Linked DNA regions of Mus musculus: region 2 is linked to region 1. Evidence: chromatin loops called from intact Hi-C (ENCODE). Cell type or tissue: left cerebral cortex. All regions are shown on one strand. Links, peaks and the distances in the headings refer to the core of each region. The heading gives the core; the rest is flanking DNA. Region 1 holds the start of LOC115490344 (a long non-coding RNA gene). Region 2 has its middle 100 kb from the start of Gm31894.

The links. A loop is a pair of places that touch in the nucleus more often than their neighbours do. Peaks named below come from ENCODE experiments on the same cell type or tissue, not always from the same donor. Only the 100,000 strongest peaks of a DNase experiment are listed, where the experiment ranks them.
Region 2: a loop joins it to region 1, with 3 times the contacts of the local background. A loop is called at or near these places in 3 of 42 quality-filtered maps.

What each region holds. Positions count from the first base shown.
Region 1 is chr6:31,788,260-31,793,645 of GRCm38, reverse strand. It overlaps LOC115490344 (a long non-coding RNA gene), which reads right to left and starts at 819. Exons shown (of 3, transcript XR_003956275.1): 1 at 537-819. In left cerebral cortex, for the core only: no CTCF peak of the experiment used is centred there; DNase peaks (open chromatin) are centred at 1,885 and 2,482.
Region 2 is chr6:31,914,429-31,919,814 of GRCm38, reverse strand. No RefSeq gene overlaps it. Among named protein-coding and RNA genes, the nearest start is that of Gm31894, 100 kb to the left of the region's middle. In left cerebral cortex, for the core only: no CTCF peak of the experiment used is centred there; DNase peaks (open chromatin) are centred at 860, 1,865 and 2,283; H3K4me3 peaks cover 424 bases; H3K27ac peaks cover 2,015 bases.

The DNA.
Region 1 (5,386 bases), core at 80-5,079:
GGATTGTTAGCTCACTGTGATTATCTTAGCTCTTCATTCCTGCTTGGAGCCCATCTCTACCATCTATGCAGAAAGGCCCATGTCACAAAACTCAGACTGTCAACGACACTTCTGGCCACCCTGCTCTGTTGCCCACACTTCCTCGGCCTCCGTCCCAGATGCTTTCCCAGTCCTGCAGTCTCTCCCTCCTGGGGCCCCAAAAGCAAATGAGCCTGTGCATCACCACTTGGTGCAAATTGTTCGGGAATCCCCATCTGTCTAGACCATAGACTCTGATTAACAAAACTGCATACCTGACTCAGACGCATTCTGTCAGGATGCTAAGGACTTAGAGATAGGCCAGGGCACGTGGGACACTCCCTCTTCGTTGCTGCATTATGTGACAGGCTACTTTGTCATTTTCTGTGGCTCTTCACACATGCTAAGGATTTTATATCACATACACATTTTAAAATGGCCTCAGAATATTATCCAAGGCTTACAAGGGGAGGAAATCTGTAACCATGCTACAAAGTAGATGAACCTTGAGAACATACAGACTGAAAGGAGCCAGAAAGGCAGATGCTGCTGATTCCTCTTGCACGAGGTCCTTAGTATCTCCATAGAGACAGCCTGGAGTGATGGTTACCAGAGGCTGCGGAGGGAGAAGGGGAGAGTTGTTTAATGGGCACAGTTTCTGTTTTATGAGATGAAGAGGTTTTCCAGATTTGAGGACAGTTACACCGTAATAGGAATGTAGTTAATGCCACTGCACTGCTGGATGAAGAGAGGGTAAGATGGTAAATTTTATGTTATATATATTTTACCACATGTTTTTATAGTCCGTTTCTTTTGTAGATTCCAGGCAGTGCCTTGCGAGGCACAGATAAATGCTGCTTCAGGTCCTCAAGACATTTCACCCATCATTTAACCCTTAGGATTCCCACACTATTACTTGCTCTATCTTCACCATAAATGTGTGAGGTGTGTAATTTTAATATAACAAATGGGTAAGAAAACCAAGGCTCAGTAACATTGCAGACCCTGATCACAGCCGGTTGGAAATAAACTAGGAGAAAGTAGGTCTTCAACTGCAGGTGAAATGTGTGTCCATGGCTGTTACCTGCACGTGTTTATCAACTTGGAGATCCAAAATCAATCCTTCAGGCTCATATTCAGAGTTCCAGACATCTCTATAAGAACAATAGTGAGCCTCGGGAATAGTGGGTATGGGGTATACATGCCTCTGTGTGTCTGTGCGTGTGCGCGTGCGCGTAGCATACGTGTGTGTGTGTGTGTGTGTGTGTGTGTGTGTGTGTGTGTGAAAGAGAGAGCGAGACAGAGAGAGAAAGAGAGAGAGACAGAGACAGAAAGAGAAAAACAGAGAGACAGACAGACACAGAGAAAGACAGAGACAGAGAGAGACAGAGATTACTGTCTGAAGAAAAACCATACCACTTCCTGTTATGGAGAGGGGGAAGCCTATAAACTATCAAGCAACATTTAATAGTTTATGCCTTAAACTCTGTTGATAGGAATGTGAATTAGTATAGCCACTATGGAAAACAGCACAGACAATTCGCCAAAAAATGAAAAGTAGAATTGCCCATGATCTATCAATGTAATATCTGAGGTGTATATATTCAAAGGAAATGAAATTTGTACCTGATAGTGATGTCTGTTCATTGCAGGTACCATTCATAATAGATAGGATATGAAATCAATCCCAATGTCTATCAACAGATGAATAAAAAGCCAAACCACGGTACAGGAAATATGCACAATCCAGCCTTTAAAACAGAAGGAAATCCTGCCATTTGTGAAAACGTGGATAAAACTAGAAGACATTATGCTAAGTAAAATAAGCCAGACACAGAAAGACAAACCGTGCATCATCTCATTTATGTGTGAGATCTAAAATAGGCACGGGCGCACAGAAGCAGAGTTAAAGGATGGTGGGCAGAGGCTGGAGGGAAAGGGAAAGTGAGGAGATGTTTGTGGAAGAGCACAAACTCATTATACAGGATGGCTGTCTTCTGGAGACCCGATGCATAGGTGGTGATTCCAGTTCACATACCGCACTGTAACTTGAAATTAAAATTATCTAGGAAGGTAGATCTTAACTGTTCTATACACACACACTTGCATACTTGCATACACACTCACATATACACATGCGCATACACGCTCACATGCACTCACACATACTCACATGCACACACACTTACATGCACACATGGGCACACAAACATGCACACACACTCTGTCTCTGTCTCTGTCTCTCTCTCTCATACACACACACACAAATGGTATCCAAATATTATGACGTGTGTAGGGATTTTTTAGAATGTACAAAACTGTGTGTCTAAGTATTGTGTTGCATACTTTAAACATAGACATCGTTATTTTTATTTATCAGCTATATCTGAAGCTGGGGATGGGGTGGGGGCAAAGGAAGCACAGTAGTTTTCAAACACAGGCAGCCAAGTCAGAGGCAGAATTGGCCTTGGAACTGGTTGCCATAGGCAACACAATGCAACCTAGTCCCCAAGTCCTTGGCATGTGTGTGGCAAACCGTCCTTGGGCTTTGCAGCCTGAGGTGCATCTGAGCCAGGAGCACAGGCACACAGCAAGGGACAGCCTGTTCTCAAATAGCCCTGTTAACTCCCAGACAGGGTGCTGAGGGCAGAGCCCTTCTTGGAGAAAGAGGAGGGAAGATATGGGCCAGGACAGAATATTTGGGGGTAGGGTGGGCTTAAAACAATTCTGATGAAAAGTCAGACTGCTTCTTGTTGACATAAGATGATAATAGTCACGCTGTGGGGTCTCTGCCTGGGTCACCCCTTGTCCATCTATTCTCTATTTAAAGGTAAGCGGTGGTCAGTATGAGATTCTGATGTGTAATGGTTGCTGGTTCTCCTTTTAACAACATAGTTTTCTATAAAGAAGCAAGGCAAACCAACCTGCTCTTCTGACCCCTACTCTCAGACCCTTAGTCTGCCCTTCTTCATCTCTCAACACTAGAAAAGAATCAGAGAAAGGGGGTGTGAGTGTGTGTGTGTGTGTGTGTGTGTGTGTGTGAGAGAGAGAGAGAGAGAGAGAGAGAGAGAGAGAGACTACCCCAACATGTCACATGAAAATAACATAGTCCAGGCCTTCTGCTGAGCTATTCTGTGATGTTCATGAATGGGCAAGGCAAGGCTTCCCAATTTCATTATTATTATTATTATTATTATTATTATTATTATTATTTTTCTTTGTTTACATTTCAAATGTTATCCCCTTTCCTCATTTCCCTTCCCAAATCCCCCTATCCCATGCCCTCTCCCACTGCTCACCCACCCACCCATTCCCTCTTTCCTGTCCTGGCATTCCCTTATATTGCGGCATCGAGCCTTCACAGGGCCAAGGGCCTCTCCTCTCACTGATGTCCCACAAGGCCATCTTCTGCGGCTGGAGCCATGGGTCCCTCCATGTGTACTTTGGTTGGTGGTTTAGTCCCTGGGATCTCTGTGGCGTACTGGTTGGTTGATATTGTTGTTCCTCCTATGGGGTTGCAAACCCCTTCAGCTCCTTGGGTCCTTTCTCTAGCTCCTCCATTGGTGACCCTGTGCTCAGTCCAATGGTTGACTGAGAGCATCCACCTCTGTATTTGTCATGCACTGGCAAAGCCTCTCAGGAAACAGCTATATCAGGCTTCTGTCAGCAAGCACTTGTTGGCATCCACAATAGTGTCTGTGTTTGGTAACTGTATATTGGATGGATCCCCAGGTGGGGCAGTCTCTGGATGGCCTTTCCTTCAGTTTCTGCTCCACACTTTGTCTCTATATCTCCTCCCATGGGTATTTTGATCCCCCTTCTAACAAGAAACAAAGTATCCAAACTTTGGTCTTCCTTCTTCTTGAGTTTCATGTGGTTTGTGAATTGTATCTTGTGTATTCTGAGCTTCAGGGCTAATATCCACTTATAAGTGAGTGTATATCATGTGTGTTCTTTTGTGACAGTGTTACCTCACTCAGGATGATATTTTCTAGTTCCATCCACTTTCCAAAGATTTCATTAATTCATCATTTTTAATAGCTGAGTACTATTCCATTCTGTAAATGTACCACTTTTTCTGTATCCTTTCCTTTGTTGAAGGACATCTGTGTTCTTTTCATCTTCTACCTGTTATGAATAAGGCTGCTATGAACATAGTAGAGCATGTGTCCTTGTTATACGTTGGAGCATCTTTTGGGTATATGCTCAGGAGTGGTATACGTGTGTCCTCAGGTAGTACTATGTCCAATTTTCTGAGGAACAACCAGACAGATTTTCAGAGTGGCTGTACCAGCTTGCAATCCCACCAGCAATGGAGAATGTTCCTATTTCTCCACATCTTCTCCAAGCATCTGCTGTCACCTGAGTTTTTGATCTTAGCCATTCTGACTGGTGTGAGGTGGAATCTCAGGGTTGTTTTGATTTGCATTTCTCTAATGACTAAGGATGTTGAACATTTCTTTAGGTGCTTCTCAGCCATTCGGTATTCCTCGATTGAGAATTTTTTGTTTAGCTCTGTACCCCATCTTTTAATAGGGTTATTTAGTTCTCTGGAGTCTAACTTCTTGAGTTCATTATATATTAGATATTAGCCCTCTATCAGATGTAGGGTTTGTAAAGACCCAACAAAGAAAGAGAACTTCAGATCAATTTCCCTTATGAATATGGATGCAAAAATACTCAATAAAATCCGCGCAAACTGAATCCAAGAACACATCAAAACGATCATCCATCATGACCAAGTGGGCTTCATCCCAGGGATGCAGGGATGGTTTAATATATGGAAACCCATCAAAGTAATCCACTATATAAACAAACTCAAAGGAAAAAAACTGATCATTTCATTAGATGGTAAGAAAGCATTTGACAAAAATCCAACACCCCTTCACAATAAAAGTCTTGGAAAGATCAGGAATTCAAGGCCTATACCTAAACATAGCAAAAGTAACATACAGCAAACCGGTAACCAACATTAGACTAAATGGAGAGTAATTTGAAGCCATCCTACTAAAACCAGGGACTAGACAAGGCTGTCCACTCTCTCCCTACATGTTCAATATAGTACTCGAAGTCCTAGCCAGAGCAATTAGACAACAAAAGGAGATCAAGGGGATAAAAATTGGAAAGGAAGAAGTCAAAATATCACTATTTGCAGATGATATGATAGTATATTTAAGCTACCCAAAAAAATCCACCAGAGAACTACTAAACCTGATAAACAATTTCAGCAAAGTGTCTGGATATAAAATTAACTTAAACAAATCAGTGGCCTTCCTCTACTCAAAGGATCAACAGGCTGAGAAAGAAAGTAGGGAAACAACACCTTTCACAATAGTCACAAATAATATAAAATATCATGGTATGACTC
Region 2 (5,386 bases), core at 290-5,289, 130 kb before region 1:
CCAAGAGACTGTTTTTTGAAGAACAAAGCCAACTGCTAGTGAAATGCTTAGGGTCTAGAGCCCTTAGGTTATGTCGGTGGGAAAGCTAAGGAATGCAGGGTTTAAATTCCTCAAAAACATGAGAATGTCATAGAATTCAGAAGTCTCCTGAGTATTTACCTAAAAGAATTGAAATCAAAATCTCAGACTCATTAGCAGTCCCGTGTCCACTGTGGCGTTATTCACGATAGCCAACGAGTAGAAATGAGTTGACATTCATCTATGGTTAAATGGATACAGGGGCCAGGGTGGATCCACACATCCCCATCCTATGTAGCCTTGGAAAAAGAAAGTCCTGCAATGTGTGCCTATAGCAGGCAGCATGGCAGACAATGGCACTGTGATGGATGGAAAGAGGTGGTCACAGAAAACTGATGACTATATGGGTTATAGTTCAACAGTGGTTGTCTGGGACAGGCAAGAGGGAACTGCAGAGTTACTAACCAAGGAGTAGTAAGCTTTAGTTAACCTAGATGAAGCAGCTGTGAAGCTCTAGTGCAGAGTATTGTCTCTGTGACCAACAGCACTGTGTTGCATACTTAGAAATGTTGGAAGGTGATTCTCATATGAAGTGTTCTTACCACAGAAAACAGGAAGTTTTTAAACCACACTGTTATTGCAAGCTGGGAGAGAAGAGAGGGAGACAATAGATAGAACACTGTGTCTGTGACATATGCACGTACATTACATGTGTGCAGGTGCAGGAGTACACATCTTCATGTATGTCTGTGCATGTGGAGGCCAGAGTCTGATGGCAGGTATCTTCTTCAGTCTCTCTCCACCTTACATTTTGAGACAGGGTCTCCCACTAAACCTAGATTGTTGACTAGGCTGACTGGCCAAGAAGCTCTAGTGATCGATCCTCACATCTCCTCCAACTCAGCTGTGGGATTACAGGCATGTGCTACCACACCCAGGTCTTCAAGTGGGTGGCAGAGAGATAAACTCGGGTCTCCTTGTGCTTATCATTTTACTAACTGTGCTATATCCCCAGCCACAAGTACAAATAGAATTTGAAAAAAACTACTGCAGCTTCCCTGTCACCCAAACCTCTGTCCTTTTGAACAGCTCACACTGCACTGTTGGTTAGACAATCTAAAAATCACTTTGGACAAGTCATTTGAGACAGATGCTCTGTCTGTCTATCTATCTATCTATCTATCTATCTATCTATCTATCTATCTATCTATCTATCATTGTGATTCAGAACCTGAGAAAAACTTCAACACAAGACTTCTGAAAGGGTTGGGAGAGATGGGGGCTGATGGAAGTGTTAAAAAGTGGATCCTTGGGAGATGATCAAATGTAAATTAAGATAGAGAAACAGAAATTAATTCCCATTTTCAAAGGGCTTGTCATCAATGTATTGGATAGCATTCTGAGAATTTGTGTTAAGGATGTGAAGACTCAGAATCTGCTTCTGGGCAGGGAAATGGATTTGCACTTAAGTTCTACAGATGAGTGTTAAAAACTCCCTAGATTGTGAAGGTTGGAGGAAACAGAGGAGAGGGGATTACAGTAGACTGAAATCTCTTTGTCCGGAGGTATTTCAGAAAGGAGTCCTACCTAGACACATCAGGATTAATTCTGCCTTCAGTTAACACTCTCCCTTCTTACTGAGTCCCCAAGGCTGGGTGATAGACTGTCCTCTTGGCCACATGGGGTCTCTTTGTAGGAGCCATGACCACTGAGACAGCTACAGGCAAGTGCCAGACAAGAGCTTCCTCTGCAGGGCTGGGAGTTCCATCCAGCCTGTAGACTGTCTCCAAGATTTCCCTTCTCCCCAAAAGACCGCCTCCATGGCAGCCATATGGTGCCTACTGCTGCCAGCCACCCCCGGGCACACGCAGTTCCTACAGTAGAGAAGGAGAATCGGTTACCTGCAGGGATGCCTCCTCCACTGTGTAAGGTGGAGGCACAGGGGAGAGTAATTGATGCTTAGTTTTGCTTTTAAGCAACTGGCAGACATAAAGAATACAAAGACAGGGTAGATTGGAAGCAGTCAAGTTTCGGGAAGAGTTCCTACACGATCACTCTCCACGGGGCTGCTCTCTTCCCATATGTCTCCTGATACCCAAAGGGAGCACTCTCTCCTCATGACTGAAAAGCCAAACAAACCTGCCACTTGCGTTCCCATCACCCGGTCACTTGGGCACAGAGTGGCAGTAGGTGGCAACTGAATTAATGTGGCTCTAAAGTAATTTGAAAACGCCAAGAGTAGCAAATGATCACATGAAAATGCAAATCGTTGCTTATCTGGACTGCCCCGCAGATGCTGTGATTCATCATTGACTGTTCAGCTGGATTTCCAAGTGAGATCTCAGTAAGCGGGTGGAAAGGGAGGGCTGGCCACCTTCTGCCTGCAGAGATTTATAGCTCCTTTTATCCAGATGTAAAGCACCCGGAGTTGGAAGGAAATATTAAATGTATAAAATCTCAATCTATCATGTAGTCCTATTCGAGGAGGATCAAAGGGCACACAAGCCTGCACTTACACCCCCCCAGACGCCCCTCCCTCCACACATGCATACAGGTTTTGTGCAATCCAGCCATTATTTTGCTTCTTACCTGAGTTGAGGCAAATTCTTCTACCCAATTGTCAACTCACCCTTCAAACTACCCATCCATCTATCATGCACTCATTCAGTCATCCACCCACCTGTCCATTCATCTTTCATTTGCCTATCTATCCATCTGCCCATTCAACCACCCATTCATTTATTCATCTATTTATCCATCCATTCATTCACCTACACATCTACCACTTTCATATATATACACACACACACACACACACACACACACACACACACACACACACATCTATTCATCAACCACCCACTCGTTCAACCACTCACTCATCCAACCACACATTTTTCTGTCCAGCCACCAACATGTCCATACTTCTACCCATAAGCCCATCCATCCATTCATCCATCTGTTTATCCACCCATCTATCTACCTACTTATCCATCCATCTGTCCATTTATCCATCCATCCATCCATCCATCCATCCATCCATCCACCCACCCACCCATCTACCCATACATCCAGAATTTCTTTCACACATTTGATTATTTTAAAAAAATATATTTGTTAATGAATCCACCAAGGGTTCCCTGCTGGCCATAAGCCCAGTGCCTGATTTAGAAAGGGACCCACATGCTCCCATGGATGCCTATAATTGTGGCTATATAAACATCACAAATTAGACTCAGTGGGTTATAAACAGACAAAAATAACATGAAATTAGGAGGAGTGGATGATAAAGCCAGAACAGGGTGTGACAAGGTAAATATGATAAAAATACATTTCACATAGATATGAAATTCTCCCAAAATTTGGTAAAACATTTGTATTAAAATTGGGGTATCTCACCATCATCAGAACCCAGCACTCCCACTTCGCCCAGTCCAGGGCACCCCAACACACCGGAAAACATAGACCTGGATTTAAAAGCATATCTCATGATGATGGTAGAGGACATCAAGAAGGACTAAATAACTCACTTAAAGAAATTCAGGAGAACACTGCTAAACAGGTAGAAAACATTAAAGAGGAAGCACAAAAATCCCTTATAGAATTGCAGGAAAACACAACCAAACAGGTGATGGAATTGAATAAAACCATCGAAGACCTAAAAAGGGAAGTAGACACAATAAAGAAAATCCAAAGTGAGGCAACTCTGGAGATAGAAACCCTAGGAAAGAAATCTGGAACCATAGATGCGAGCATCAGCAACAGAATACAAGAGATGGAAGAGAGAATATCAGGTGCAGAAGATTCCATAGAGAACATCGGCACAACAATCAAAGAAAATGGAAAATACAAAAAATCCTAACTCAAAACATCCAGGAAATCCAGGACACAATGAGAAGACCAAACCTACAGATAATAGGAGTAGATGAGAATGAAGATTTTCAACTCAAAGGACTGGCAAAATTATGGAAGAAAACTTCCCAAATCTAAAGAAAGAGATGCCCATGAACATATAAGAAGCCTACAGAACTCCAAATAGACTGGACCAGAAAAGAAATTTCTCCCGACACATAATAATCAGAACAACAAATGCACTAAATAAAGATAGAATACTAAAAGCAGTAAGGGAAAAAGGTCAAGTAACATATAAAGGCAAGCCTATCAGAATTACACCAGATTTTTCACCAGAGACTATGAAAGCCAGAAGATCCTGGACAGATGTTATACAGACACTAAGAGAACACAAATTCCAGCCCAGGCTACTATACCCAGCCAAACTCTCAATTACCATAGATGGAGAAACCAAAGTATTCCACGACAAAACCAAATTCACACATTACCTTTCCACGAAACCAGCCCTTCAAAGGATAATAACAGAGAAAAACCAATACAAGGACAGGAACCTCGCCCTAGAAAAAACAAGAAGGTAATCCCTCAACAAACCTAAAAGAAGACAGCCACAAAAACAGAATGCCAACTTTAACAACAAAAATAAGAGGAAGCAACAATTACTTTTCCTTAATATCTCTTAATATCAATGGTCTCAACTCCCCAATAAAAAGACATAGACTAACAAACTGGCTACACAATCAAGACCCAACATTTTGCTGCTTTCAGGAAACTCATCTCAGAGAAAAAGATAGACACTACCTCAGAATGAAAGGCTGGAAAACAATTTTCCAAGCAAATGGTATGAAGAAACAAGCTGGAGTAGCCATCCTAATATCTGATAAGATTGACTTCCAACCCAAAGTCATCAAAAAAGACAAGGAGGGGCACTTCATTCTCATCAAAGGTAAAATCCTCCAAGAGGAACTATCAATTCTGAATATCTATGCTCCAAATACAAGGGCAGCCACATTCATTAAAGAAACTTTAGTAAAGCTCAAAGCACACATTGCACCTCACACAATAATAGTGGGAAACTTCAACACACCACTTCCACCAATGGACAGATCATGGAAACAGAAACTAAACAGGGACACAGTGAAACTAACAGAAGTTATGAAACAAATGGATCTGACATATCTATAGAACATTTTATCCTAAAACAAAAGGATATACATTCTTCTCAGTACCTCATGGTACCTTCTCCAAAATTGACCACATATTTGGTCACAAAACAAGCCTCAACATATACAAAAATATTGAAATTGTCCCATGCATCCTATCAGATCACCAAGGACTAAGGCTGATCTTCAATAACAAAATAAATAATAGAAAGCCAACATTCACATGGAAACTGAACAACACTCTTCTCAATGATACCTTGGTCAAGGAAGGAATAAAGAAAGAAATTAAGGACTTTTGGAGTTTAATGAAAATGAAGCCACAACATACCCAAACTTATGGGACACAATGAAAGCAT